Regions from separate parts of the Homo sapiens genome. Here region 1 is linked to region 2. A link is an interaction called in ENCODE POLR2A ChIA-PET data of the cell type or tissue named here. Cell type or tissue: OCI-LY7. All regions are shown on one strand. Each heading gives the region's core, and the rest is flanking DNA. Links, peaks and the distances in the headings are about the cores only. Region 1 overlaps LINC01703 (long intergenic non-protein coding RNA 1703). Region 2 overlaps SDE2 (spliceosome associated SDE2).

Evidence for each region. ChIA-PET counts read pairs that join two places held together with the same protein. Peaks named below come from ENCODE experiments on the same cell type or tissue, not always from the same donor. Only the 100,000 strongest peaks of a DNase experiment are listed, where the experiment ranks them.
Region 1: POLR2A ChIA-PET joins it to region 2 with 5 read pairs; 20 of 35 experiments call an interaction of 5 or more read pairs at or near these places.

Annotation. Positions count from the first base shown.
Region 1 is chr1:226,085,419-226,100,640 of GRCh38, forward strand. LINC01703 (long intergenic non-protein coding RNA 1703) reads left to right here. Exons shown (of 4, transcript NR_146920.1): 2 at 1,378-1,635; 3 at 4,072-4,236; 4 at 4,807-4,871. Among named protein-coding and RNA genes, the nearest start is that of LINC01703, 9.5 kb to the left of the region's middle. In OCI-LY7, for the core only: no CTCF peak of the experiment used is centred there; no DNase peak of the experiment used is centred there.
Region 2 is chr1:225,970,610-225,984,278 of GRCh38, forward strand. It overlaps SDE2 (spliceosome associated SDE2), which reads right to left. Exons shown (of 7, transcript NM_152608.4): 7 at 12,093-13,669. Among named protein-coding and RNA genes, the nearest start is that of SDE2, 22 kb to the right of the region's middle. In OCI-LY7, for the core only: no CTCF peak of the experiment used is centred there; a DNase peak (open chromatin) is centred at 11,295.

The DNA of each region.
Region 1 (15,222 bases), core at 5,704-9,703, 110 kb after region 2:
GCGCGGTGGCTCACGCCTGTAATCCCAGCACTTTGGGAGGCCGAGGCGGGCGGATCACGAGGTCAGGAGATCAAGACCATCCTGGCAAACAAGGTGAAACCCCGTCTCTACTAAAAATACAAAAAATTAGCCGGGCGTGGTGGCGGGCACCTGTAGTCCCAGCTACTCCGGAGGCTGAGGCAGGAGAATGGCCTGAACGCGGGAGGCGGAGCTTGCAGTGAGCCGAGATTGCGCCACTGCACTCCAGCCTGGGCAACAGAGCAAAACTCCGTCTCAAAAAAAAAAAAGAAAAGAAAAGAAAAAGAAAAACAACAAAAAAATCAGTTTGTTCCATGGGCAGTAGGCCATTGCTGCTCATCTTTTGATCAGAAGCAGTACTGAGTGGAGTATTAGGATGGTGAGGAAGGCATTCTGTTAATCCATGCATGGTGGTGCTGGCAGAAACAAGATGAACAGGCAAAGCAAATCCAGAATATGTGTATAATGTCCTTTCCATGATGGAAAAAGTCCAGTGTAATCAATTTGCCATTAGATGGCTGGCTGGGTCCCCCAAGGAGCCACAGTGGGCTCAGTGTTGGTCTCTGCTATTGGCAGATTAGGCAGTTAGTAGATGACTTACTCAGCCTTGGTGAGGGGAAGTCCATGTTGTTGAGCTCGCGCATAGCCTCCAATCTTGCCACACAGCCTCTTTGTTACATAGGTCCATTGGGCAAGCAATGGTAGCTGGAAAAAGAGACAGCCCGACCTCCAGAGAACATGCTTTGTTCCGCTGATAGTCAAGAGCCTCCTTTGCAGTGATACCCTTTGGTGTGCATTCACATGGGACCCAAATATCTTTATATTCTGGGCCTGTTTGGAAGATCTGTCCACATACTTCTTCCCCAGACCTGCTTGTCACCAATCCTCCTTCCATGTTCTTGCCAGTGAATCTATGTAGATCCCTCCATCTGGCTGTCTCTCCATCCAGGCAAAGTAGACAAACAAATGTGCCTCTTGAAGTTCTGCCCCCAAGGAAGATTTTCTTTCACCACTTGTCCTTCAGGGACACCCTGGAGCGGGGCTGGTGGGCTCCAGCTGTCCACTCTCTGTTGTGCAGGAGCCATCTGTAAACCAAGTCTGGATTTTTTTCCTCCTCAGTCAACTGACACAGGAACTTTTTTTTTTTTTGAGACGGAGTCTTGCTCTGTCGCCCAGGCTGGAGTACAATGGCGTGATCTCGGGCTCACTGCAACCTAAGCCTCCTGAGTTCAAGTGAGTCTCATGCCTCAGCCTCCCGAGCAGATGGGATTACAGGCCACAACGGGCTAATTTTTGTATTTTTAGTAGAGACGGGGTTTCACCATGTTGCCCAGGCTGATCTCAAACTCCTCATCTCAGGTGATCCGCCCACCTCGGCCTCCCAAAGTGCTGGAATTACAGGCATGAACCACGGTGCCCGGCTGACACAAGGAACTTTCTATGAGGTCCTAGGAATGAAGGAAAACAGGCAATAAGGCAAGAATCGCTGTCGAAGGAGTCTGCGCCACCTGCTCGCACAGCTCACTTGTGCCTTCTGAGCCTGCTGGAGCCCAGTGTACATATGCCGTCTCCGCGTGATTAGAGATTGCTGCTGCACGTGCCCAATCCCGTGGCGGGGTGAGTAAGACAACATGCAGTGCACATGCGGCCGCTTCACGACCCATAACTAGGTGTTCTGTTTCTACCAGGGACCAGAAGCAAGCCAGAAGAACAGTTATCTGTGAAACAGGCTGTGCATCTGTTCCCAAACCCTAGAGGCCTGTGCTGTGATTCTCTTACTGGTGCTTCCCAGGGCCTCCATATAGCATCCCCATTGCCACAGACACTCGGATATTGTTGGGTCTGTGGATGATAAGGGCCAAAAGAAAGAGCAGCTTGCACTGCACCCTGAACTTGCTACAGAGCCTTCTCTAGTCCTCACTCAGATTTATTTATTTATTTTTTAAATTAAATTTAATTTTTTTTGTTGTTGTTGAGACGGAGTCTCGCTCTGTCACCCAGGCTGGAGTGCAGTGGCGCGATCTCGGCTCACTGCAAGATCCGCCTCCCGGGTTCATACCATTCTCCTGCCTCAGCCTCCCGGGTAGCTGGGACTACAGGCGCCCACCACCGCGCCCGGCTAATTTTTTCTATTTTTAGTAGAGACGGGGTTTCACCGTGGTCTCGATATCCTGACCTCGTGATCCACTCTCCTCGGCCTCCCAAAGTGCTGGGATTACAGGCATGAGCCACCACTCCTGGCCTCAGATTTATTTACTTAAGGTATTTCTTTAAATTGACTCACTATTTTTTACCTAAATAAATTCAGCCTCATCCTAAGCAATGATATCTCCGGTGAGGTGGTTATATTTTTTCTTACATAGGTGATAAGTAAAATAAATACTTCAGATTTAAAATTGGGTGGGTGCAGTAGCTCATGCCTGTAATCCCAACACTTTGGGAGGCCGAGGTGGGTGCCTGTAGTCTCAGCTACTCGGGAGGCTGAAGCAGGAGAATCACTTGAACCCGAGTGAGCCGGAGATCGTGCCATTGCACTCCAGCCTGGGTGACAGAGCAAGACTCTGTCTCAAAAAAAAAAAAAAAAAGAAATAGAATAAAATAAATAAAAGGCAATAAGCCGGGCACCATGGCTCATGGCTGTAATTCCAACACTTTGGGAAGCTAAGGCAGGCAGATCTCTTGAGGTCAGGAGTTCGAGAACAGCCTGGCTAACATGGTGAAACCCTGCCTCTACTAAAAATACGAAATTAGCTGGGTGTGGTGGTGTGCGCCTGTGATCCCAGCAACTGGGGAGGCTGACGCAGAGAATCACTTGAGCCTGGGAGGTGGAGGTTGCAATAAGCTGAGATTGTGCCACTGCACTCCAGCCTGGGCAACAGAGTGAGACTCCATCTCAAAAAATAAATAAAATATAATAAAAATAAAAGGCAATAAATGTCTGCTTATCAATTGCTCATAGGAGGTTTGCTTTTAGAACCCATGCCCCAGGCTACGGGAAAGCCACGCGTCCATACAGAAAGGCCGTGTGTAGGTGTTTTAGCCACAAGACCAACTAAAGTCCCAGCCAACAACCTGCAATGACCAAACAGGTCACTGAGAGAGCCCTCAGATGATCTCAGCACCCAGGCTTTGAGATGCTTGAGCTGATACTGAGCAGGGCAGAGATAAGGTGTCTCCATCAAATGTTACAAAAATAGTAGATCTGTGAGCAAAATAAATGTGGTCAACATTTTTTCTTTTTTAATTTTTTAAAATCACAACCCTGCTCACCTATGTTGTCAATATTTAACACTAACAATTTTGAGATGTTTTATTATGCAGCAATAGACCACTGGTACAGGAGCCCTCTTCTCTCCCTAGATTCTCTCTTCTTGGCCTTACTGCTTGTCCCCACTTCTCTGTCCCCAGAAGCACTCGGCATAATCTCTTCAATGACACCAGCTCTGAGAAAACTAAAGCCAAAAGCCAAAAAATAAAATGTAGTAAGCTGCTAGTTATGCCTCAAAATATCTTCTCCCCTCCTTCCTAATAATTGAGGTTTTGTTTGTTTGTTTGTTTTTGAGACGGAGGCGCACTTTGTCACCCAGGCTGGAGTGCAGTGGTGCGATCTCAGCTCACTGCAACCTCTGCGTCCCGGGTTCAAGCGATTCAAGTGATTCTCCTGCCTTAGCCTCCCGAGTAGCTGGGATTACAGGTGCCCGCCACCATGCCTGGCTAATTTTTGTATTTTTTCTATTTTTAGTAGAGACGGGGTTTCACCATGTTGGTCAGGCTGGTGTTGAACTCCTGACCTTGTGATCCACCCGCCTCAGCCTCCCAAAGTGCTGGGATTACAGGCGTGAGCCACTGCGCCTGGCCACATACTTGACTTTTAAATAAGCACACATTACTCTAGAGAGAGAGCGCATTTCTAACTAGATGTATCTATATGATGCATCCATATGATGCAATTCCAGACAATGGAATGTAAGTGTGAGTGATGTGTGTCATTTCCAAGCCTTGGCCATAAAATATGAAGCACATGCTTTTCTAAATTCTTTACCTTTTCCATAGGCTGGAACACAAACGGGGTGGTGTTCCAGCTGCAACCATGCAGATGAAGACTATACCCTAGGAGATGGAGGAACAACAGACAAGAAAGAAACCTGGGTTCCTGAATAACCACGTGGAGCCAAGCAGCTTACTTATCTCAAGCCACTGTTGCCCACCTCCAGATTGGTTCGTGAGATAGAAATAAGCTTCTATCCTTTTTGCATGACTGCATTTTGGGGTCTGTGTTATAGCAGCTTAATCTCTATCTGAATTATATTGGATTTAAGTGTCTGAAGCCCAATGACTTAACCTTTCCTGAGGCAAAGGCACAGAAGAGCCTATTTTCCAAAAATGGGAAAACGAAGACATAGGAAGGAAAAACCCAACAAATGGTCAGGAAATTATACTGCTATAGGCTCTTCTCGGATGAGTGTCTAGTCCTAATGAGGGGGCTGTGGGAATTCAAAGACGGAGAAACTGCCTTCAGATAGAGCTAGTAGGGAAGACCCCTGCAGACAGTGACATTAAATTGAAGGTAGAATTTGGATAGATGGACATGGGGAGGGCAATTCAAACAAAGGGAACTTGAGCAACAGGGTGGAGGTAGAAAGGTGCCAGATCTTTTGGGAGATGCAGAAGTGATATCACACAGTTTAAAGCCAGAGTTAAATATAAACCGATACTTAGAAGCTTAAATTCAACATGGCAAATTCACAGGTTTAGTTTCCTAAAAGATTTTTCATGTTTTTATTACAGAACTGTCTGCAAACAAATCTTTACTTGATGAGAAGTTTAAATATAATTAAATCTAGAATATTACATGAATATTTTATTGCTTTATTAAGTCCTTCAAACAACACATTTATTTATTTATTTATTTATTTATTTATTTATTATTTTTTTTGAGACAGAGTCTCACTCTGTTGCCTAGGCTGGAGTACAGTGGCACGATCTCAGCTCACTGCATCCTCCACCTCCCAGGTTCAAGCGATTCTCCTGCCTCAGCCTCCTAAGTGGCTGGGATTACAGGAGTCCACCACCACACCCAGCTAATTTTCAAACAACACAGTTTTTAGAGGTATAATTAACCTCTTTAGAATATTACCTCACAACAGAATAAACAAATCAAAAACTTCAGATATTCTTTCTAAAGACCCCCTTAGTCAGTAATATCTATAATCACATGACAATGAGTGACACCATGTGATAGTGGCCCGAAGGCTCAATGATGCTGGCCATGCAACTCACTTACTTACCCTCCTCTGGCAACAGATTTTCTTTTCTTTTCTTGTTTTTTCTTTCTTTCTTTTTTTTTTTTTTTTGAGATGGAGTCTCGCTCTGTCATCCACGCTGGAGTGCAGTGGCACGATCTCAGCTCACTGCAACCTCTGCCTCCTGGGTTAAAGCGATTTTCCTGCTTCAGCTTCCTGGGTAGCTAGAACTACAGGTGCCCGCCACCACGCCAGACTAATGTTCGTATTTTTAGTAGAGACAGGGTTTTACCGTGTTGGCCAGGCTGGTCTCAAACTCCTGAGCTCAGGTGATCTGCCCACCTCAGCCTCCCAAAGTGCTGGGATTAAAGGCATGAGCCACCATGCCCGGCCTGGCAACAGATCTTCTACCCACAAGGAAGGGCATGTCCTCCAGGGCTGGATCCTTGAGGGACTCGTTCCCCAGGCCACAGTGACGGGCCAGAGATGGGCATGTGATCCCAGCAGGACCATTCAGAATTCTCCCTTAGAATTGATGCACAGAGGTAGGAAGAGAGGTTTTTCGGATTACTTCACTCCTTGGACTATTAAGCGGGGGTTGCCTCATGGAGGAACAGAGCCTGCTGGCAAAGATGAGCAGCAACAAAAGACGGACAGAGACTTAACTGTGTGGAGTCCCCTTTCAGGGTCCCTGCAGCTCTTCCTCCAACCCAAAGACCTAGTCCGAGGATCCTCTCCCATTACCAAGCCAGTAAATTTCCCTTTGAGTGGGATTTCTGTCACTTACAACCAACAGGCCTAACACAAGAGTGAACTGTAAGGGAGACCTCTAAGGCCAGCCACTTAATGCCATATCTCATCAAGATGCCCTTGATTGTAAAACATACCATCATTTTATGTACCATGAGGAAAGGGGAAAATGCTGTAAGTAAGCTATGACAAGCCACTGATTATGAGATGCATCCCAGTTTCAGAAGCATGAAAATATGGGAAAAATGTGCTTCCTAGGCCTGATGAAATATTGCAGCTGTGTGCCCTTGGGTGAGTTACTTAATCTCTATGTTCCTTGGTGTCCTCGTCTTTAAAGTGAGGATGACAATGCCCACCTGACAGGATTGTTGTGAGGATTTAGCCTATCTACACACAAATGTTCTTAGTAACATTATTCATAATAGCCAAAAATTGGAAACAAGGCTGGGCACAGTGGCTCATGTCTGTAATCCCAGCACTTTGGAAGGCCAAAGTGGGCAGATCCCTTGAGCCCAGGAGTTCAAGACCAGCCTGAGCAACATGGGAAAACCACCATCTCTACAAAAAATATAAAAAAGTCAGCCAGGCATGGTGGCACATGCCTGTAGTCCCAGCTACTTAGGAGGCTAAGGCAGGAGGATCACGTGAGTCCCGGAGGTTGAGGCTGCGTTGAGCCATGATCACATCACTGCACTCCAGCCTGGGCAATAGAATGAGATCCTGTCTCAAAAAAAAAAAGGAAACAACCTAACTGTCCATCAACTGGCGAATGGATAGAGAGAATGTGGTACATCCACACAATGAAATACTACTGAGCAATGATAAAGAACAAACTACTGATACATGCTATGCCATGGATAAGTCTTGCAAATGCTACGTGGAGAGAGAAGCCAGACCCAAAACAATGCATACTGTATGCTTCCATGTATTTATTTATTTATTTTATTTAGTGGGTTTTTTTTTCTTTTTTTGTGACAGAGTCTTGCTCTGTCACCCAGGCTGGAGTGCAGTGGTACAATCTCAGCTCAGTGCAACCTCTGCCTCCCGGGTTCAAGTGATTCTCCTACCTCAGACTCCTGAGTAGCTGGGATTACAAGCACGCGCCACCATGCCTGGCTAATTTTTTTGTATTTTTAGTAGAGATGGGGTTTCAACATGTTGCCCAGGCTGGTCTGGAACTCCTGACCTCAAGTGACCCACCCACCTCGGGCTCCCAAAGTGCTAGGAATACAGGTGTGAGCCACCGTGCCTGGCCTGTTATGATTCCATTTTATGAAATGTCCAGAAAAGACAAATTTAGAGACAGAAAATAGATTATGGAGCTGGGCACTGCAGCTCACACCTCTAATCTCAGGACTTTGGGAGGGTGAGGTGGGAGGATTGCTTGAGGCCAGGAGTTCAAGACCAGCCTGGGCAACATAGTGAGACCCCATCTCTGCAAAAAAGAAACTAGATTAAAGGTTGCCTGGAGAAGGGGGAGAATGGGGATTAACAGTAAATGGGACTGCAGTCTTTTATTGGAGTCATGGAAATGTTCTAAAATGGATTTATGGTGAGGGTTACACAACTTGGTAAATTTACTAACAATTCACTGAATTGTACACTTGAAATGAGTAAGTTATACAATATGTAAGATATACATCAATAGTGGTATTAAAAATAGATGTACAATGCCTAGATGAGCTGCTTAATATGGTGTGTGCTTAAGAAATCGTGACTCACTTCAGAGCTGCTCTGGCTTAGATTCCTAAATCCATAAAACTTCCCTTTCCTGGTCTCCTGAACGGGTGAGTTTTCTTTCCTTTTACATCCTGCACCAGGACCTCTGTGGAGGGTATCAAGAAGAAGCCCTGCTTCTAGAAATTATTAGTCAGTTAAGCTGTCAGGATCTTACAAGGAGACAGCAGAAGAGAGCGCCTCTGTCTACAGGGAGCAGAGGTAGGGGATTTCAGAAGGCTGGGAAACCTCGCCCTTCAGTTCATCCTCCACCCACCACCACCATCACACACACAAACTAGGAGCCTATTGACCTACCGCTTCCCAGATCTGTCCTGGGGTCAGGAAAAGGCCGCAGAATCATAAAGAAATGAAGCTGATTTCACTTCCTGGATCACCAGTTTTGTTCCCTCAGCACGACTCCCTGAGAGTCTTCTCTCCAGCCTAACCATGCACTTTTCCAAGCGTCGAGATGCTTAGAAACTTCCAAAAATACTTGACCACAGTGCCAGAAAGACATTTCTAATAAAACTTGCCAGCAAAGGGCTGGGAAGACCCCAAGTGTCTCTTGTCAGGGAAGCTTTATAGACTTAGCTCCTGGGAGCCAGCTGGGCCCTGGCTTGCTAGACCACCCTGCAAGGGCTTGGCCTCTCTCCCCAGCCCCTGCCAGGCCTGCTGGAAGTAGTGGCTGGAAAGAAATGGGGGCTTTGGGGTCAGGGAGCCTGTGTTCCAACTCCGGCTCCCCTTGCACTGGCTGTGTGGCTTTAGGCATGTGACTGAACCCCAAGAGCCACAGTTCATTCAGCAATAAAATGAGAGCTTCTGTCACCACTGCCTCTCCAGAGGCTGCTGTCGATTAATGGAATGTCATGGGTGATTGCATCGGGAATGGGGGGCGTCCAGTAAAGGCAGCTTCCTGCCCTAGGCTTCTTCCTGGTGCCCACTGGAACTGCAATTGGACCTGGCTGCCTCCGATTTACCGAGGCTCCATTTTATTTATTTATTTTTAAACTTATTTTAAAAGTAGAGATGGAGGCGGGTCTCCCTATGTTGCCCAGTCTGGTCTTGAACTCTTGGCCTCAAGCTATCCTCCTGCCTTGGCCTCCCAGGTGCTGACATTTTAGGTGTAAGCTACCGTTCCAGGCTGAATTTACTTTCTTTGAGACTGTGGCAGATGCGCTTGAAGCCAGCAGCAAAAGCAATGCCCATGGAGTGGTTTGGGCTGAAACTGTTCAGCCATTCATAGCTCAGCACCGTCTTGGTCTTCCATTACCAGTGGAAGGGTCCAGGGCTCCTGAGAGGCAGCTTGGCCCCATGCAATGGCTTCCTCCACTTCCACAATCCCCTCACCTGGCAGGGAGATAGTGAGCAAGCAAGAAGGGGATTAGCCTCCTGCCTGGGCAGGACCGTGGGGCACAAGGCAAGCTCCAGGCAGGGTTCTTCAGGACAGAGAGGGCAGCACAAACACCAGGCCCTGGCTTGAATATGTGTTTCACCACTTGCTGGCCAGCAACCCTGGGCAGTTCTCTTAACCTCTCCAAGTCTCAGTTATTTGGTCTGTAAAATGGGTATGATTACACCTGTCTCCCAGGGCTGCTGGGGAATGACAGTGTGTAAAGCCTAAGCACAGTGCTAGGTGCATCCCTGGCACCTGCCATAGTTAAGGGTGGGGGGCAGGGCTGGTGGGAAAACAGGATGGGGGAGAGAAAGAGAAGCAGAAGAGGAAAATGCTGGGGAAGGAGAATGCCCTGGGTTTTACAGGGTTCTGCAGTTTAGGGTCATTCTTCTACCCTCTCCCACCTTTGCTCAGGGCTTGGGCACATGCTCTTCCTTCTCCTCCTGTACACTCCTGCCCGCTATCCAGCAAGGCCTCTCCACCCTGAGGAAGCATCAGTTTAAAAACCACCTCTTCAGCTGGGCCTGATGGTGCATACCTGTTAGTCCCAGCTACTCAGGAGGCTGATGTGGGAGGATCACTTGAGCCCAGGAATTGGAGGCTGCAGTGAGCCGTGATCATGCCACTGCACTCCAGCCTGAGCAACAGAAGGAGACCCCATCTCTAAAAAACCACAAGAAAAACAAAACCCCACCTCCTTGAAGAGATCTTCCCTAGCAACCCCCACTCACCTCTAGAATAGATCCCTTCCACCCTGTTTTTCCTTCAGTGTGAGATTTCTAGATTTATTTGTCTGATTATTTGCCCCCAAGACCATCAGCTCCAGGAGGGCAAGGACTGTGTTCACTTTGCTCACTTCTGTATACAGCACCCAGCATCATGCCTGGCACAGAGTTTGGGAAGGGGACGATGATGATCCCTTGTCTGCACCTCAGAGAGGCAGCAGGGACTGTGGGCAGGGACCTCCAGGCCATAAGGAGCTGGAGGGAGTCCTAGAGGGTGGAGGGAGCGAAAGCAGGCCAGAGAGGCAAAGGGGCAGGAGACATGTGAGGGCATTCTAGGTGTGGGGAATGGCTTATGCCACTGTCCAGGTGCATGAACCTATCAGGGAGTTGGGGAAGACAAAACTCTTGGTAGTGGCTGTAGCAGAGCAATGGTGAAGGAGCCAGTCTGCCGCAGCCACTCTTCAGGACTTTGCTTTCCTGGGGCCAGGTTGCAAACAACCTTGAAGCTTGACCAGGGTATGTGGACCTTATCCTAATTTTTATGGGTTTTGTTTGTTTGTTTAATCAGAGACAGGGTCTCTCTATGTTGCCCTGTTTAGTTTCCAACTCCTAGACTCAAGAGTCCTCCTGCCTCAGCTCCCCAAAGTGCTGGGATTACAGGCATGAGCAGCCTGGCCTATTGGAGGTGGTGTGTGTTTGTTTGTTTGTTTGAGACAGAGTCTAGCTCTGTCGTCCAGGCTGGAGTGCAATGGCACCCTCTCAGCTCACTGCAACCTCTGCCTCCTGGGTTCAAGCAATTCTCCTGCCTCAGCCTCCTGAGTAGCTGGGACTACAGGTGCACACCACCACGCCCAGCTAATTTTTGTATTTTTAGTGGAGATGAGGTTTCATCATGTTGGCCAGGCTGGTCTTGAGCTCCTGACCTCAAGTGATCCGCTCGCCCCCGCCGCGGCCTCCCAAAGTGCTGGGATTACAGGTATGAGCCACTTTGCTTGGCCCCTATCCTAGGTTTTTAAGTAGGGAAGTAACATGATCAAGCTTGTCTTGCTCAGAGCTCCCCTCGGAGGAAAGGCTGGAGGAGGTGACTGAAGCTGTTGCCTTGAGGACCCAGTCTGGTCTCCAGCCTCAGTGCTTCAAGGACAGGGTCCTTGCTGTATAGAGCTACTGGTGATTCAGACACAATCCACCTTGTGTTGCCTGCGGCTGACCTCCACTGGCAGGTGCCCTCTCCCTCTACAGTGGAGGTGTATGCGCTCAGGCAATGCAGGCTCAGCCCAGCTGTGGTCCCCCTGGAGGCAGTGAGCCCTTTGAGAGGTCTGAGCCAGGGGTGGTGGTTCACACCTGTCATCCCAGCAGTTTGGAAGGCTGAGGCTGGAGGATTGCTTGAGGCCAGAAGTTTGAGACCAGCCTAGGGAACATAGCAAACCTATCTCTACAAAAAAAAAAAAAAAAAAAATTAGTCAGATGTGGTGGTGTGTTCCTGTAGTCCTACCTACTCAGGAGGCGGAGGTGGGAGGATTACTTGAGCCCAGGAGTCCGAGGCTGCAGTAAGCTAAGGTTGCATCATTGCACTCCAGCCTGGGCAACACAGCAAGACCCTGTCTCTAAGTAAATAAATAAATACATTTTTTTAAATTAAAAAAAAAAGAGAGGGAAATCCAAGCCAAATCCTCCAGGGGTCAAAGTCCTGCTGTCCTCCCCTGCTCTGCTCAACCCCAGCCTACCTCTGTGTGGGGTGGGGGTGTCGGGGGAACCCATGCCGCTGAGCAAGGAGCTCCCTCAGCTGGTCTATTAGTCAGGTGAGGCTAGGTTCTACCGCAGTAAATCAGCCCCAAACTTCAATGACTTCACACAACAAAGTATATTTCTCAATCATGTTATACGCTCAGTGCAGTGGAGAAAAGAGGATGGAAGGGCAGGGCTCTGTTCCACCTAGGGTCTCAGGGATCCAGGTTGCTAGAAGAGCCACCATCTAGACAATCACCAGTCACCATGGCATGGGAAGAGAGGGCATGGAGAACTTACACCTTTTGATCCAGTAGTGACACATGTAAACCAAAAAGTGACTGAGGCAGGTCTCAATTGATTAGAAGCTTATTTAACCATGATTGAGGATGCAAAAAAACCAACAAAACAAAAACAAGTCACAGAAGCATCTACAACCTGTGATTTTTCCAAGGAAGGTTTCAGGAACTTCAGTATTTGAAGGGGAAAGAGCAAGCAGAAGAGGAAAAAAAAAAAAAAAAAAACGGGGTAAGGGGGCTGGGCGTGGTGGCTCACGCCTGTAATCCCAGCACTTTGGGAGATCCAGGCAGGTGGAGCACCTGAGGCAAGGAGTTCGAGACCAGCCTGGCCAACATGGTGCAAACCTGTCTCTACTACAAATACAAAAATTAGCCAGGCATGGTGATGCATGCCTGTAATCCCAGCTATTTGTGAGGCTGAGGCATGAGAATCACTTGAACCCAGGAGGTGGAGGTTGCAGTAAGCCGAGATCGCTCCACTGCGCTCCTAGAAGGGTAGACAATGAGGCAAATGGATACAATCTTAGGTTCCTATTAGCCTTAGTGAATGTACCTTTTACATGTGAAACAGAGGACCAAGTCAATTATGCAAAGTCTTGGGGTAGGAGGAGGGATGATTTCTAGTCTTGTCCTTATCCTGTCCCTGTGAAGATAAGCTGATAATTGACATTGTCAGGGTGAAGTTTAACAGAACTTGATTTTAGAACTAGCTTATAGGGGAATGTGTATTCTGAAAGGTTTAGGGGCCCACAGGGAATTTCCTTGTGAACAATTTGGGAAATATGTAGCCTTCTATTGTTGTGGGAACCTGGCTTACGAATGAGGCTATGACACAGGATTGTGAAACTACCGCTATCTGTTTGGGAACAAAAGGAAGGCAGTTTTTCTGTGACTCAGTTCCCAAACTTAACTTTCCCTTTGGCATAGTGAGTTTGGGGTCCCAAGACTCTGTTTGCTTTCACATATAGGTCACACTTCCGATTATAGCCAATTGGCCAGCACTAGCCCACTGGCCAGCAGCCAGGGTTCTGGAAAGGTAGAAGAGCCCACGGGTACTCAGTGGGCAGTGACTGTCTGTTCAGCCAAGTGCAAGCCAGGTTGGAGAGCAGGTTGGCTCCTGCCTGGACATAGGAAGATGGATGACAAAGGATGCCCAGAAAGGTGTGGGCTCCTTCCCAGTTACCTCCAGCCTCCATCTGCTCTCTGATTCCTAGAGCACAGCTCAGAGAACATCAGTTCCACTTTCCCCCAGCTTACCCAAAATATAGCCCCTACCCATTCTGGCCTCAGCACAACGCTGCCTGATTTCTCTCCACTCTTTCTCCCCTCCCCTCCCCCTGCCCTCCCCATCTCCCCATACCTCCCAGCTCCAACCACACGAGGCTCCCCCTGCTCTGTAATATATACTTTATTTCCTTTACCCCTCCGGGAATGTTCTACCCCTCTCTGCTCACTAGAATCCCACCCATTCTTCCAAATCTAGCTCACTTATCACCTGGTCCATGAAGATTCTTCCCACAGAATATCCTCTGCTTCCTCTCACCTCACAGTCTCCTACAGATGAAATGCCCAGCCCACAGCTCCCCACTGAAGGGGCAGCCCCAGGCAGACCATGTGATCCCATTCCCTATCCCAGCCACAGTGAGGTGGATCCACACGGCCACTCTGTTGCCTGGGCAGTGGCCTATGAGGTGGGGCCTGGTGGGAAGGATGAGATGAGCTAGGTCTATCAAACTCTCTTTAGATAACTTTTTTTTTCTGGAGATAGGGTTTTGCTGTATCACCCAAGTTGGAGTGCTGTAGTGCAGTCAGGGCTCACTGCAGCCTTGAACTCCTGGGCTCAGGCAATCCTACCACTTCAGCCTCCAAAGAAGCTGGAACTATAGGCATGTGCTACCATGCCTGGCTAATTTTTTTAACTTTTTATAGAGACGGCGGGATCTTGCTTATGTTGCCCAGGCTGGTCTGGAACTCCTGGCCTCAAGCAACCTTCCCACCCCAGACTCCCAAAGTGCTGGGATTACAAGTGTAAGCCACTGTGCCAGCCAGCCAGTGTTTTCTTGCTGTGTCCTCAAAGAGAGAAAGGAACTAGTGAGCTCTCTGGGCCTTTCTTATAAGGTCACTAATCCCAGTCATGAGGACTTCACCCTCATCTCATCACTTCTCAAAGGGCCCACCTCATAATACCATCATTTGGGGATTAATCACCTCCTTTGAGAATGAAAGTTAAAAAAAAATTGGGGGTTAAAATTTCCACATACAAGCCAGTCATGGTGGCTCATGCCTATAACCCCAGCACTTTGGGAGGTGAGGTGGGAGGATTGCTTAAGCCCAGGGGTTCCAGACCAGCCTGGGCAACACAGGGAAACCCCATCTCTATAAAAAGTTTTAAAACTAGCCAGCTGTGGTGGCATGCCTGCAGTCCCAGCTACTTGTGAGGCTGAGGTGGGAGGATCACTTGAGTCTGAGAGGTTGAGGCTACAATAAGCCATGACCACATCACTGCACTCCAGCTTGGGTGACAGAGTGAAACCCCATCTCAAAGGAAAAAAAAATTTTTTCAACATATGGATTTGTAGGGGTGGCACAAACATTTAGACCATAGCACATCCAACTCTGTAATTCCTACCTCTGGGCTTTTTATGTAAGAGACAGACACACATAACTGGATTCAAGTTGACTTCATTTCACATAAGCAGTGTCTTCTTAAAGAACAACTTGTCAAATACAATTTTCATTCACTGACTTCCACACTGAGGGAGGATACTGGGTCCTAAACAATGTTTTCCTAAAATATTCTGTGCAAACCAGATTTTAACCAATGTAGTCATTGTTCTCCACTGACTTACTTTATGAATATTAATGATGACTTTTATATTCAGCGTTCACTTCGTGGTGACACCTAGCTAGTGTTTAGTTTTTCAAAAATTTCACTCCTTGGACCATTGGGTAATAACCAGCAAACAACAGGTAAGAGTCCCAAACTGCTGCTTGAAAGAGAAAAATCCCTTTGGAAGACCACGGTAATAACTACTACTAATGTGTGGGGGTTTTGTTTGTTTTTTGTTTTTGTTTTTGTTTTTGTTTTCAGAGGGAGTCTCGCTCTGTCGCCCAGGCTAGAGTGCAGTGGCACCATTTCGGCTCATTGCAACCTCCACCTCCCGGGTTCAAGCGACCCCAGACTCCCGAGTGGCTGCGATTACAAGCACCCGCCACCGCGCCCGGCTGCACTCTAGCCTGGGCAACAGTGCAAGAGTCCGTCTCAAAAAAAAAAAAAAAAGAGTAATAGACTGTATTTCCCGAAGTATATTCATGGCCTTGGATGTTGTTAACAAGCATTAAGATTTTAA
Region 2 (13,669 bases), core at 9,670-13,669:
AGGTGGAGAACCTTTGTGTGGACACTCTGTATCTAGCTACTCTAGTGGGTAGGTGGAGAACCTTTGTGTCTAGCTCAGGGATTGTAAACGCACCAATCAGCACCCTGTCAAAACAGACCACTCGGCTCTACCAATCAGCAGGATGTGGGTGGGCCCAGATAAGAGAATAAAAGCAGGCAGCTGAGTCAGCAGCTGCAACCTGCTCGGGTCCCCTTCCACACTGTGGAAGCTTCGTTCTTTCGCTCTTTGCAATAAATCTTGTAATTGCTCACTCTTTGGGTCCACACTGCTTTTATGAGCCATAACACTCACCGCGAAGGTCTGCAGCTTCACTTCTGAAGCCAGCGAGACCATGAGCCCACCGGGAGGAACGAAGAACTCCAGATGCGCTGCCTTAAGAGCTCTAACACTCACCGCGAAGATCTGCAGCTTCACTCCTGAGCCAGCGAGACCACGAACCCATCAGAAGGAAGAAACTCCCAACACATCCAAACATCAGAAGGAACAAACTCCAGACGCACCACCTTAAGAGCTGTAACACTCACCTCCAGGGTCCGTGGCTTCATTCTTGAAGTCAGTGAGACCAAGAACCCACCAATTCCGGACCCACAACCTGGGTGACAGTGAGAATCCATCTCAAAACAAACAAATCAAATGGATAAACAAAATGGAGTCTATTCATACAATGGAATATTATTCAGCCTTAAAAAGAAAGGAAATTCTTGCCCGGCGCGGTGGCTCACACCTGTAATCCCAGCACTTTGGGAGGCCAAGGTGGGTGGATCACAAGTTCAGGAGTTTGAGACCAGCCTGGCCAACATGGTGAAACCCTGTCTCTACTAAAAATACAGAAATTAGGCCAGGCGCGGTGGCTCACGCCTGTAATACCAGCACTTTGGGAGGCCAAGGCAGGTGGATCATGAGGTCAGGAGTTCAAGATCAGCCTGGCCAAGATGATGAAACCCCATCTCTACTAAAAATATAAAAATTAGCTGGGTGTGGTAGCGCTCCTGTAGTCCCAGCTACTCTGGAGGCTGAGGCAGGAGAATCACTTGAACCCAGGGGGCAGAGGTTGCAGTGAGCTGAGATCCTGCCACTGCACTCCAGCCTGGGCAACAGAGTGAGACCCGTCTCAAAACAAAAGATACATCATTTGTTTCAACAACAAGATTTTAAAACCCACAGGAAAACAAAGCAGGGTGCAGTGGCTCATGCCTGTAATCCCAGCACTTTGGGAGGTGAAGGTGGGTAGATCGTTTGAGGCCAGGAGTTCAAGACCATCCTGGGAAACATATCAAGACTCCATCTCTACAAAAAATAAATAAATATTAGCCAGGTATGGTGGTGCACGTCTGTAGTCCCAGCTACTCAGGAGGCTGAGGCGGGAGGATCACTTGAGTCTAGGAGTTTGAGGCTGCAAGGAACTATGATGGCACCTCTGCATTCCAGCCTGGATGACAGAGCAAGACTCTGTCTCAAAAAAAATAAAAACCAATAGGCAAGGCCACTGCAAGTCCCCAAGCCCAGCATATGTCAGGGTGTGGGGTGCCTGGCCTCAGACCTCATGACCCTGCGGCTCTCATTCCAGTGGAGGCTGGCTCAGCGAGCTCCATTCTTTCCTGACTCCCAGGGGGGTTGTCTAATGGTAGAGGGCGACATTCCAGTCCCTGAGCATGGGAAGGCACCATGATGGGTGCTTTAGGGAAATCATCTGCAGCGTTCCAGAAACTACCGTATGAGGCAGGACCTGTGTCCCATAGATTACAAATAAGGGAGCTGAGGCTTGGAGAGACTGAATGGGCTGTGAGCCTCTGCTCTCTGTAGCTAGGTCCCAGTGGTCAGCCCATGCTGCTGTGCCCCGGGGTGGGCACAAGGTGGACTCTGATAGCAGGTGGGCTGAACACAAAGCTACCAGTCCACAGTGGGGAGAAGCTCTCATTTCCCAAGGGGTGGGAGGAGGCTCAGGAAAGGAGTCCCATCCAGAACCCCCCTGGGGCCAACAGAGGCAGAGGGGGAAACAGAGGTCCTGAGGACAGGGCTCTTTCTGGTTCCTTCTCTGGGGATAGGGCTGGGCCTGACCGGCTGAGAGCATGGTGCACTACAGGCATTGTCTGGAGAAGCTGGTCTCGGTAGGACTTTAGGACCACCCTTCAGAAGGGGAGCCCCACTGACGCCAGCTTGGACCAGAGCAGGGTCAGCGGCGAGGAGGCCACAGGCGGAACGGAAGCTCGTGGACTCAGAGTTGGAAGTCCTCGGCCTTGCCCCGGCTCTGCCCTCTCTGTGCTGCGTGCCCTTGGGCTGCTTATTTAATATTTGTCAGCCTCGGTTTCCTCACCTGTAAAATGGGGATGATAACAGTATCTACGTTGAAGGGTTGTAGTGTGAAGCAAATGAGATAAGGCATTTGAGCAGTGTTTTATTCAGACTGTGTGTTGGAGGAGGCTTGGGAGGGTCTGAGGGAGATTATGAGGGGAAGGCAGCAGCGAAACTTCCCCACCTAAGCCAGCCCTGGGCACTGCCTCTCAGTAGGAGAGGATTTATTTATCGCTCTGTGGCATGGAAATGCTATTTCCTCTTAAGAGCCTTCTCATTTGGTCTCCATGTTTTGCCTGGGTTGGGAGATAGCTTTTAAAACCCAGGGCTCAATTCACCTCCCCAGTGACCTCGCCTCACTCCACCAGATGGAATGCCACACCTCCATCCACTCCCCGGATGACTGCACTTCATTACTGTACGCTGTGTGTATACAACAACTGTAATCACATCATAGCCACCTGCTCTTGCTAGATTTGAGTTCTCTCGGTGAGGGAGGCATCCCGGGCTGGTACAGAGCAGAGCACAGAGCAGGTGCTCAGCAGGCACTTGTTGAATAAAATTGAACTAAATCATCATGATATACATATTCTAACAAAAAAGCCCTAACTTTTTTTTTTTTTTTACTATTATAAAAGTATATCTGGGCCAGGTGCAGTGGCTCACACCTGTAATCCCAGCACTTTGGGAGGCCGAGGCAGGTGGATCACCTGAGGTCAGGAGTTCGAGACCAGCCTGGCCAACATGGTGAAACCCCATCTCTACTAAAAATACAAAAATTAGCTGAGCCTGGTGGTGCATGCTTGTAATTCCAGCTACTTGGGAGGCTAAGGCAGAAGAATTGCTTGAACCTAGGAAGCAGAGGTTGCAGTGAGCTGAGACTGAGATCACACCACTGCACTCCAGCCTGGGTGACAGAGCGAGACTCCGTCTCAAAAAAAAAAAATGTGAACATAGAAAGCTTAGAATAACATAAAAGATTGGGAAGAAGGGAAAACAATCCACCTTTATATCCCCAAGGAAAATTTTGGGAAACATTAACCTGTATTTTCCTTCTTGTCATTTTTTCCTAGGCATAATCTTTGTTTTTGCATTAATGATTTTGCAATCTCTACAAAAATTTTATGTCCTTCCTCTTCTAACATGACAACAGGTGCAATATTTCATTCTTATATCTCAGAATCATTTTTCATCTTTTTTCCCACTTTACTCAGTTAAGAGCTATCCATTTTTCCAAAATCCATATTTCTGTATAGTGATATAAAAATTAATGCCTGCAAACTTTCAATTTTATCAGTGAATGCTTTTGTAAATAGAATCTTACATAGAACTCCAATATACAAAAATATAACAGTAATTATCTATCTATTTATCTATCCATATTTTTAATAGAGATGAGGTCTCACTACGTTGCCCAGACTGGTCTCGAACTTCCAGACTCAAAAGATCCTCCTGCCTCAGCCTCCCAAAGTGTCTAACAGTGATATTTTATTCAAATAAATATACTTTCTGAGTGTAAGGCTTGATGCTCACTTTGGTCATGTTGGTCAGTATGTGCCCTGAGGCTCTTCACATGAAGACAAAACTGGAGCCTGGAGCCGGGGAGGCCCACCTTACAGCCTCATCGTCCTGAGCAACCACAGAAACACAGCCCGTGAAATAGCGCTGCCACAGTACCGGGCCTGGCCTGAAGGATCTGTCAACTCCTCGGAAGCTGGGCGGACGAGTCCCCTCCCCACACCTTGCTGTGCCCACTCAGGACTTCCAGGCAGTTCTAGCAGCCCCACTAACTACACCCACGTGAATGGAGCTGGGGAGGAAGGGCACCTCCTGGACCCCGTCTGCCTGAACACCAACTAAGGATGACCTGGGGAGATGAACCTAGATCAAAAGCAGCCACTTTTTCTCTGAATTTCCAGGGTGTGGGCTGGGATTTTGTCCTCCTCTTCCCCTAGCCTTGTGTTTCTGTCTTTTCTAGATGCAGACTCTGGGCAGAGGCCTCTTTTGCCTGCCTGGTCTAAGAGCAGCTCAGGTTGGGTGTAATAACTGAGTTGAATCCTAATGTCAACACGTACATTTCCCACCAAGGAGAAATGCAGGGGCCAGTCACAAATAAATATGTCAGAGCTATACACAACACAGCTATATATACCCCCAGATTTATTTATTTATTTTATTTTTATTTTATTTTATTTTTGAGATGGAGTCTGGCTCTGTTGTCCAGGCTGGAGTGCAGTGGTGTGATCTCGGTTCACCACAACCTCTGCCTCCTGGGTTCAAGCAATTCTCATGCCTCAGCCTCCTGAGTAGCTGGGATTACAGGCACCCACCAGCATGCCTGGCTAATTTTTGTATTTTTAGTAGAGATGGAGTTTCGCCGTGTCGGCCGGGCTGGTCTCAAACTCCTGACCTCAGGCGATCCGCTCACCCCGGCCTCCTAAAGTGCTGGGATTACAGGCATGAGCCACCGCACCCGGCCCCAGATTTATTTTTGATAACACAAAAATAAAGACATGGTTGTATACACAGACACTGAAATTCCTCTAGCGGAAAACAACAGCAAATGATTAAAGATAACGTTGTTTGTTGAGGACAGAAGTAATAATGTTATGGGATATTCAGCAAGACTAAATGATTTATTCACCACCTGTACAGTGAAAACTGAAGCTAAATCTGAGAATTAAGGAATCAGAAAGAACAGGGCGCCGGGCGCGGTGGCTCACGTCCGTAATCCCAGGACTTTGGGAGGCCGAGGCAGGCGGATCACGAGGTCAGGAAATGGAGACCATCCTGGCTAACACGGTGAAACCCCGTCTCTACTAAAAATACAAAAAATTAGCCGGGCGTGGTGGCGGCGGGCGCCTGTGGTCCCAGCTACACGGGAAGCTGAGGCAGGAGAATGGCGTGAACCCCGGAGGCGGAACTTGCAGTGAGCCGAGATCCTGCCACTGCAATCCAGCCTGGGCGACAGAGCAAGATTCCGCCTCAAAAAAAAGAAAAAATAAATAAAAAAAGAACAGGGCCTAGTCCACCCCAGGCCAGCTGCACCTAATCATCAGTCTGCCACTTATGGTGTGTAGGGGAGTGTAGGGACGGGGAAAGGTGGGTCTCACAGGATTTGGCCATCCTGCTACCTGCTACCCCACTGCCAGGCAACACTGCCGCGCCACCTCCTCCCCACCTTCCCCAGCAGTCTCTCCCTGACGGCTTTGGCTGGCATTTGTTAGTGCACAGCGCCCTCTAGTGGTTACAGGAAGACTCTTCCTCAGAAATAGGTAACCTTTTTAATGGTTGGCTGGTGTTGAGCGACTCAACAGAATCCCTTTCTACAGAATTGCCACTCATGCACTCACTTCAGTTGCTCTCAGATTTTGGTAAAACAGTAAGTCCCAGTCATTTTCCTCAACCACCTTCAAAGACACCCATTTCTTTCTTTTTTTTTTTTTTGAGGAGGAGTCTCTCTCTGTCACCAGGCTGGAGTGCAGTGGCGCGTTCTCGGCTCACTGCAACCTCTGCCTCCCAGGTTCAAGTGATTCTCCTGCCTCAGCCTCCCGAGTAGCTGGGACTACAGGCGCCTGCCACCACGCCTGGCTAATTTTTTTGTATTTTTAGAAGAGACGGGGTTTCACCATGTTGGCCAGGCTGGTCTCAATCTCTTGACTTCGTGATCCACCCTCTTCAGCCTCCCAAAGTGCTGGGATTACAGGCGTGAGCCACCGCGCCCGGGCTAAAAGACACACATTTCTACAAGCAAATGTTTCAAAGCAGGTACATACACCCCAGTGGACATGTCATGTGGTCTGTTGAGAGATGATGAATTTATTTGGAATTCTGTTTGTTGTTTTATAAATATGTTAGTACACTGGATTCATTCAATAGATATTCATGGAGCACATTTTAGGTATCCGGCACTAATAAAACAGATCAACTCTCTGCCCTGGCAGAGCTTATTTTCTGAGGGGAGAGGGACATTTAACTAAAAAAAAAAAATATGATAAGGGGTAATAAGTACTATTAAAACAAAACAAAACAAAACAAAACCTGTCAGGACCTGGCACGGTGGCTCACGCTTGTAATCCCAGGACTTTGGGACGCCGAGGCGGGCGGATCACGAGGTCAGGAGTTCAAGACCAGCCTGACCAACACAGTGAAACCATGTCTCTACTAAAAATACAAAAATTAGCCAGGCGTGGTGGCACGCACCTGTAGTCTTAGCTACTCAGGAGGCTCAGGCAGGAGAATTGCTTGAAGCCAGGAGGCGGAGCTTGCAGTGAGCCGAGATCGCGCCACTGCACTCCAGCCTGGGCGACAGAGCAAGGCTCCATCTCAAAAAAATAAAACTGTCGGCCAGGCGCGGTGGGAGGCCGAGATGGGCAGATCACCTGAGGTCAGGAGTTTGAGACCAGCCTGGCCAACACAGCAAAACCCCGTCTCTACTAAAAATACAATCAATCAATCAATAGCTGGGCGTGGTAGCGCACACCTGTAGTCTCAATTACTTGGGAGGCTGAGGCAGAATTGCTTGAACTCCGGAGGCACAGATTGCAGTGAGCTGAGACGGCACCACTGCACTCCAGCCTGGGCGACACAGCGAGGCTGTCTCAAAAAAACAAAACAACCAACCAGTCAGGAAAGAAAGTGATGGGGGTGGGGGTTGCCATTTTAAACCGAGTGAAAGGTGAGAGAGTCTTCCCTGGGGACGTCTGGAAAAAGACTGTTCTGGAAGGAGGGACAGTCTGTGCCACGCCAGGGGAGCACAGTGTGTTTGGTTGGTTCAGGAAACAGCAAGGAGGCCCCGGGGGCTGTGGTGGAGTGAGGAGGAGTAGATGAGGTCAGAGAGGGGAGAGGCGTGCAGCCTGAGAGGGGATTGCTGGCCACTGCAAGTGCGTGGGCTTGTACTCCAAGGCCGATGGAGGGCTCTGACAGATGAGTGACATCATGTGGGGTGCACCCCCAAATGTTTTACTAATCAGACATGCACAATTAATGTTTGCAGGCTGGAGGGCTGCAGAATAAACTCCACAACAAGCCCACTGTTTCCTCACTGAGGCTCGCAGTTGGAAGAGGCAGCCTGTGAGCCGTCTTCGAAGTTAAGTACCAGCCTGGCAACACAGTGAGACCTTGTCTCTGCAAGTAATTTTTAAAAGATTAGCCGGGCAAGGTGGCACATGCCTGTGGTCCCAGCCCGAGCGGTGGAGGCTGCAGTGAACTGTGATTGTGCCACTACACTCCAGCATGAGTTACATAGCGAGACCTCATCTCAAAAAAAAAAAAAGCAGAACTTCAACAAGGAGAGATGGGACATACCAGGCTAATCGCCATTCCTACACTACCCCGTAATTGGACCAAAAGATCTACTTAGTAAACTGAGGGATCCAGCACTACGGTATGGTGCAATACCCAGTATCACACTCCTGTTTTCATTGAGCATTTGTCTACAACTCCTAATTCTTACTACTTTTTTGCAAGATGCTTTAAAGTATGTTTGTCACCCCCATGCAAATTTCAGCTATGCCTCACAGCTCAATTCATAAAATTAAACAGATACCGCAGTTTGCCAGATGAGGTCACCCAGCCCCACACCAGCAAGGCCAAGGTTAGGACTCACAGACCACAGCTCTCGCACTTGTTTCTGCACCTCTGCCAGCCTGGCATGTAAGGAGTCCCCACAGGAAAGACATCTGACTGGTCATAACGCTTTTATTTTACATATATTCCACTTATCACAAGGGTGGCTGAGGGAAGGGCAGAGCGTGCTAAAAGCCCCAAGTCCTCCCAGCCTCATGTGGCTTTGATTCAGCTCTGTACACGTGTGTTTGGATTAAGGTGGACAGTTCTGCTGTGCTCACTGCCTTGCCTTAAGATGTGTTCTAGAGGGGCACTGCCTAATACAGGAGCTCAAAGTCACACGGGGCTATTAAGCACCTGGAATGTAGCCACTGTGAATTGAAAAGTGCTGTAAGTATAAAATACACACCAGATTTCAGACTTAGCACAAAAATGTAAACTATCTCAATAATTTTCTATTATTGAAATATTTTGAATATTTTTGGGTTAAATAAAATATATTGCTAAAATTAATTTCACCTGCTTCTTTGTAATTTTTTTTTTTTTTTTTTTTTTTTTTTTTTGAGATGAGGTCTCACTCTGTCGCCCAGGCTGGAGTTGCAGTGACGCCTTCAAAGTTCACTGTATCATTGGCCGGGCGTGGTGGCTCATGCCTATAATCCCAGCACTCTGGGAGGCTGAGGCATGCAGATCACCTGAGGTCAGGAGTTCAATACCAGCCTGGCCAACATGGTGAAACTCTATCTCTACAAAAAAAATACAAAAATTAGCTGGGCGTTGTGGCACGTGCCTGTAAGTCCAGTTACTCAGGAGGCTGAGGCAGGAGAATCACTTGAACTCGAGAGGCGGAGGTTGCAGTGAGCCAAGATCATGCCACTGCACTCCAGCCTGGGCAGCAGAGTGAGATTCCATCTCAAAAAAAAAAAAAAAAAAATTTCACTGCAGCCTCCAACTCCTGGACTCAAGCAATCCTCCCACCTCAGCCTCCCAAGTAGCTGGAACTATAGGCACGCACAACCACACCTGGCTAATTCTTTGTACTTTTTAATGACTGAAAGAAAATGTAAAATTACATTATCTGGCTCATGTTACATTTCTATTGGACAATGGTGCTGTAGAGTATTCCAATAGCTTCCATTTACTGAGCAACTACAAATTTGCTAAGCACTGTGCTAGGAACCTTACATACTACTTTATTTAACCCTAACATCCCTAAAAGTAGATATGACCCCATTTAATAGCAGGAGCAGAAAACTGATGCTCAGAAAGGCTATGGAGCTTGTCTGAGGAAACACTATTAGAAAGGAGGAAAATCAGGATTTTAGACCCAGATCAGTAACCCTAAAACCCTTGCCCTAAGGCCCACCACACCACATGGCCTGTATTCCAGGGAAAACCGAAGTATGACCATGCACATTCTTTCCTTCAGCTCAGCAGTATTATGTGGGGGCCATCCTGAATCAATGACCTATGAATGGTTTGAGTGTAGGCTTACTTTATAGAGCATCATTAATTTAGTTTTTCTCAAAGGAAATCTCATGAAGGTGAATGCAAAGAAAAAGTAGTACCAAACATACCAGAGATGAGACTGGCACTGACTGAATCAGAGATCCCTCCCAGAAACAGGCCAATAGGCAGGTGACTTGCAGCAACAGTGTGGGTGGCACAGGGCCACCTGGAGTCCATAATATCTTTTCCTGTATTCTAGTTCAGGCACACAAATAAGGCCATAAAGTTTAAGTCAACATTTTTAAGATTTTGATCAGAACCAGCCTAGAATTAACACCTGGTGTTCCTAGACTTTCTCGGGGGGGGGTACTTTTCACCTTGAAAATCACTAACAGGTGCTGGCTCAAGATGGTAATCTGAGCATATTTGTTTAATTCCCTCTTGCAAACTCCCATTTGAACTGACAAAAGGAATATAATGAGGAAGCTTGCGGTACGAGTACTAGAAGAGGAAGGAGGAAGGTAGCTATCTCCAAAACAAAATGTGTGGGTGAGTGAAATGGACCCACAGCAAAAGCCCATTAACATCCCCACGCACAGATCAGCGAGGGCTGGAAGAACTACAGCCACCTAGGAAGAGAGGCTAGATGGTCAGTTTCTGCTCATCAGCAGCCTCCTTACTTTTAGCCTTTAATGCTACAAGAGAGGGGGCAATTAGAAAACTCTATAGTCTTTTCATTTTGCCAGTCAAGGTCTATTTGCCTGCAGGGAGCAGGGCAACAGCTGCTCACACTCCCATGCTAAATAAAGCAGGGCCCAGCTAGTGCTCTGGCAACCTGAAGAGGATAACCAGGCCAATTAGGAAAGGGGCACTGGCCCAGCCAGCTTCATGCTGCCACAAAAGAAAGAAATTCTTTGGGCATGGCTGCCTGAGTCTCTCAAAGATGAACCCTGATCTTGTAAAGTAAACCTTCACTATGCTGGGCGCGGTGGCTCAGGCCTGTAATCCCTGCACTTTAGGAGGCCAAGGTGGGCGGATCCCCAGGTCAGGAAATCGAGACCATCCTGACTAATACAGTGAAACCCCGTCTCTACTAAAAATACAAAAAAATTAGCCGGGTGTGGTGGCACGTGCCTGTAGTCCCAGCTACTTGGGAGGCTGAGGCAGGATAATGGCGTGAACCCGGGAGGTGGAACTTGCAGTGAGCCAAGATGGCGCCACTGCACTCCAGCCTGGGCGACAGAGCAAGACTCCATCTAAAAATAAAATAAAATAAAAAAATTTTAAAAAGTAAACCTTCACTAAATCTAAATGTTTCCCTTCTCCCTTTGGGTGTGCTTTTTAAGATCTGAACAGGCACCCACATAATTTGAAGAAAACTGTTTCCAACTACCCAAGCTAGAAAAATAATCCTCCCTAAGCAACAGAACATACTGTGGCAGCCACGAAAATACGCCTCTCAGATCTCCTGCTGTGGGGAGCATCACTCAGTGATGCTCTGGGGCCACCGGGTTCACACTCAGGCCACACTTTCTGGGGACTCTTTATAGCCAACGTGCACAGTACAGGTACTAAGGCAGGCCCATTCTGGCAAGATGCCAACTCCTCCAAAAGGCAACTTTGGCTTGAAGACTCTCCATCAACTTAGCTATATTACAGAAATCATCTGAAGAACAGAGAGAAGCGTTTGGTGGAAAAAAAAAAAAAAAAAGACAGAGACTCGGAGACTGAGACCGAAGCTTAGTATATTTATAACTGAAGTCCCAGGAAAGAGAAAACATGGGTCAGGAAAAAGATCTGAGGAAATAATGGCTGACACTTTCCTATATTTGATTAAATGGCATAAATTTAGAGAGCCAAGAAATTCATCAAACTCCCAAGATAAATACATAGAAAACCACACCTGAAAGCTGCCAAAGAGAAAGACGCATTCTATAAAGGGAAAAACTATTTGAATACCCACTGATTTGTCATCAGAAACAATGAAGGCCAGAAGACAGTGGAACAAGATCTGTAAAGAGATTCTTTTTATTTTTTGAGACAGGGTCTCACTCTGTCACCCAGGCTGGGGTGCAGTGGCATGATCTTGGCTCATTGCAACCTCCGCCTCCTGGGTTCAAGCAATTCTCATGCCTAAGCCTCTCAAGTAGCTGGGATTACAGGCACGCACTGCCACACCTGGCTCATTTTTTTGTATTTTTAGTAGAGACAGCATTTCATCATGAAGGCCAGACTGGTCTTGAACTCCTGACCTCAAATGATCTGCCCGCCTCAGCCTCCCAAAGTGCTGGGATTACAGGCCTGAGCCACTGCACCTAGCGAAGAGATTCTTTTTAAAAAAGAGAAAACTGGCCAGGCACGGTGGTAATCCCAGCACTTTGGGAGGCCGAGGTGGGTGGTTCACAAGGTCAGGAGTTGAGACCAGCCTGACCAACATGGAGAAACCCCATCTCTACTAAAAATACAAAATGAGCCAGGTGTGGTGGCACATGTCTGTAATCCCAGTTACTTGGGAGGCTGAGGTAGGAGAATTGCTTGAACCCAGGAGATGGTGGATGCAGTGAGCCGAGATTGTGTCATTGCACTCCAGCCTGGGCAATGAGAGCGAAACTCCATCTCAAAAAAAAAAAAAAAAAGGGAAAAAGAAAAAGAAAACTAATTTGTTGCCAGGAGACACAAAAAATGCTATAGAAAGTTCTTCCGTCTTAAGGGAAAGGCTATTAGATCTTTAAGAAGAAATGAAGAATATTAGAAATGGTAAATATGTGAATAAATACAAAAGATTTTATTTTTTCCTCTTAATTTCTTTAAAATACATATCATTATTTAAAGCAGAAATTGTAACTTATGACAGGACTTACAATATTTAAATATGTAGATTTAATATGTATGACAACTACAGCATAAAAGACAGGTATGATAAATGGATGTACATACTTACAAGATTTCTACATTTTATGTGAAGTGGCACATCAACTCTAGGTAGACTGAAAAATTAAGAATGTATATTGTAATCACTAGAACATCCAACTTAAAAAAATTATTAAAACAGTATAGCTAAAGAGCCAATAAATTAAAATACAATTATAAAATAATCTTATCTAAACAGGAAACATGTAAATTAGAAACCTATTAATAATTACATTTAATGTTAAACTTATTAAAAGATACAGAGAGAACAGATAAAAATGCAAGTCTCAAGTATATGTTGTTTAAAGAAACTACTTTAAATAGGCACAGAAGCACAAAGTAAATTAATAGAAAGAGGTATACTGTGCAAACACTAAGCTTAAGAAGGCTGCAGTGGCTATATTCACATAAGATAAAGTAGATTTCAAACCCAAATTACCAGAGACAGAGGGAAATTTCATAATGATAAAATGGTCAATACATTAGGAAGACATAAGTTATTAGAGCTTCATACAAAAACTGGTAGAATTTAAGAAATAGACAATTCCACAATCATAATTGAAGATTTTAACATCCTTTCTCAGCACCTGATAGAAATAAACAAAAGGATCAGTAAAGACATAGAAGATCTGAACAATACTATCAACCACTTAATCTCATCGATATTACAAAACATATTAACCCAACAATTCAAATTACATATTGTTTTTCTTAGAGACATGGTCTCACTATACATTGCCCAGGCTGGTCTCGAAATGATCCTCCCACCTCAGCCTCTCAAATTACAGATTACAGCTGTAATCTCAGCATGTAATCTCATGCTGGATTACAGGCATGAGCCACCACACCTGGCCTAAAATACGCATTCTTTTAAACTGTGTATGGTACACTCACCATGACAGACAACATATTGGGTCATAAAACGAGTCTCAATAAAACTAAGAGGATTGAAATCATAAAGAGGATATTTTCTGACCTCAATGGAATTAAAGTAGAAATCAGCAACAAGAAGATATTAAGAGGAAAAAAAACAAATGTTTGCTGATCAGACAACCCACTTCTGATAATCCATGGGTCAAAGAAGAACTGAGGGAGGAAATTAGAAAATAATCAGAGGCTGGGCATGGTGGCTCACACCTGTAATCCCAGCACTTTGGGAGGCCAAAGTGGGTGGATCACCTGAGGTCAGGAGTTCGAGACCAGCCTGGCCAATGTGGTGAAACCCCATCTCTACTAAAAATACAAAAATCAGCCAGGTATGGTGGCTGGAGCCTGTAATCCCAGCTACTGAGGAGGCTGAGGCAGGAGAATCGCTTGAACCCAGGAGGCAGAGGTTGCAGTGAGCTGAGATCGTACCATTGCACTCTAGCCTGGGCAACAAAAGCGAAATTCCATCTCAAAAAGAAAAAAAAAAGAAAATTAGAACTGA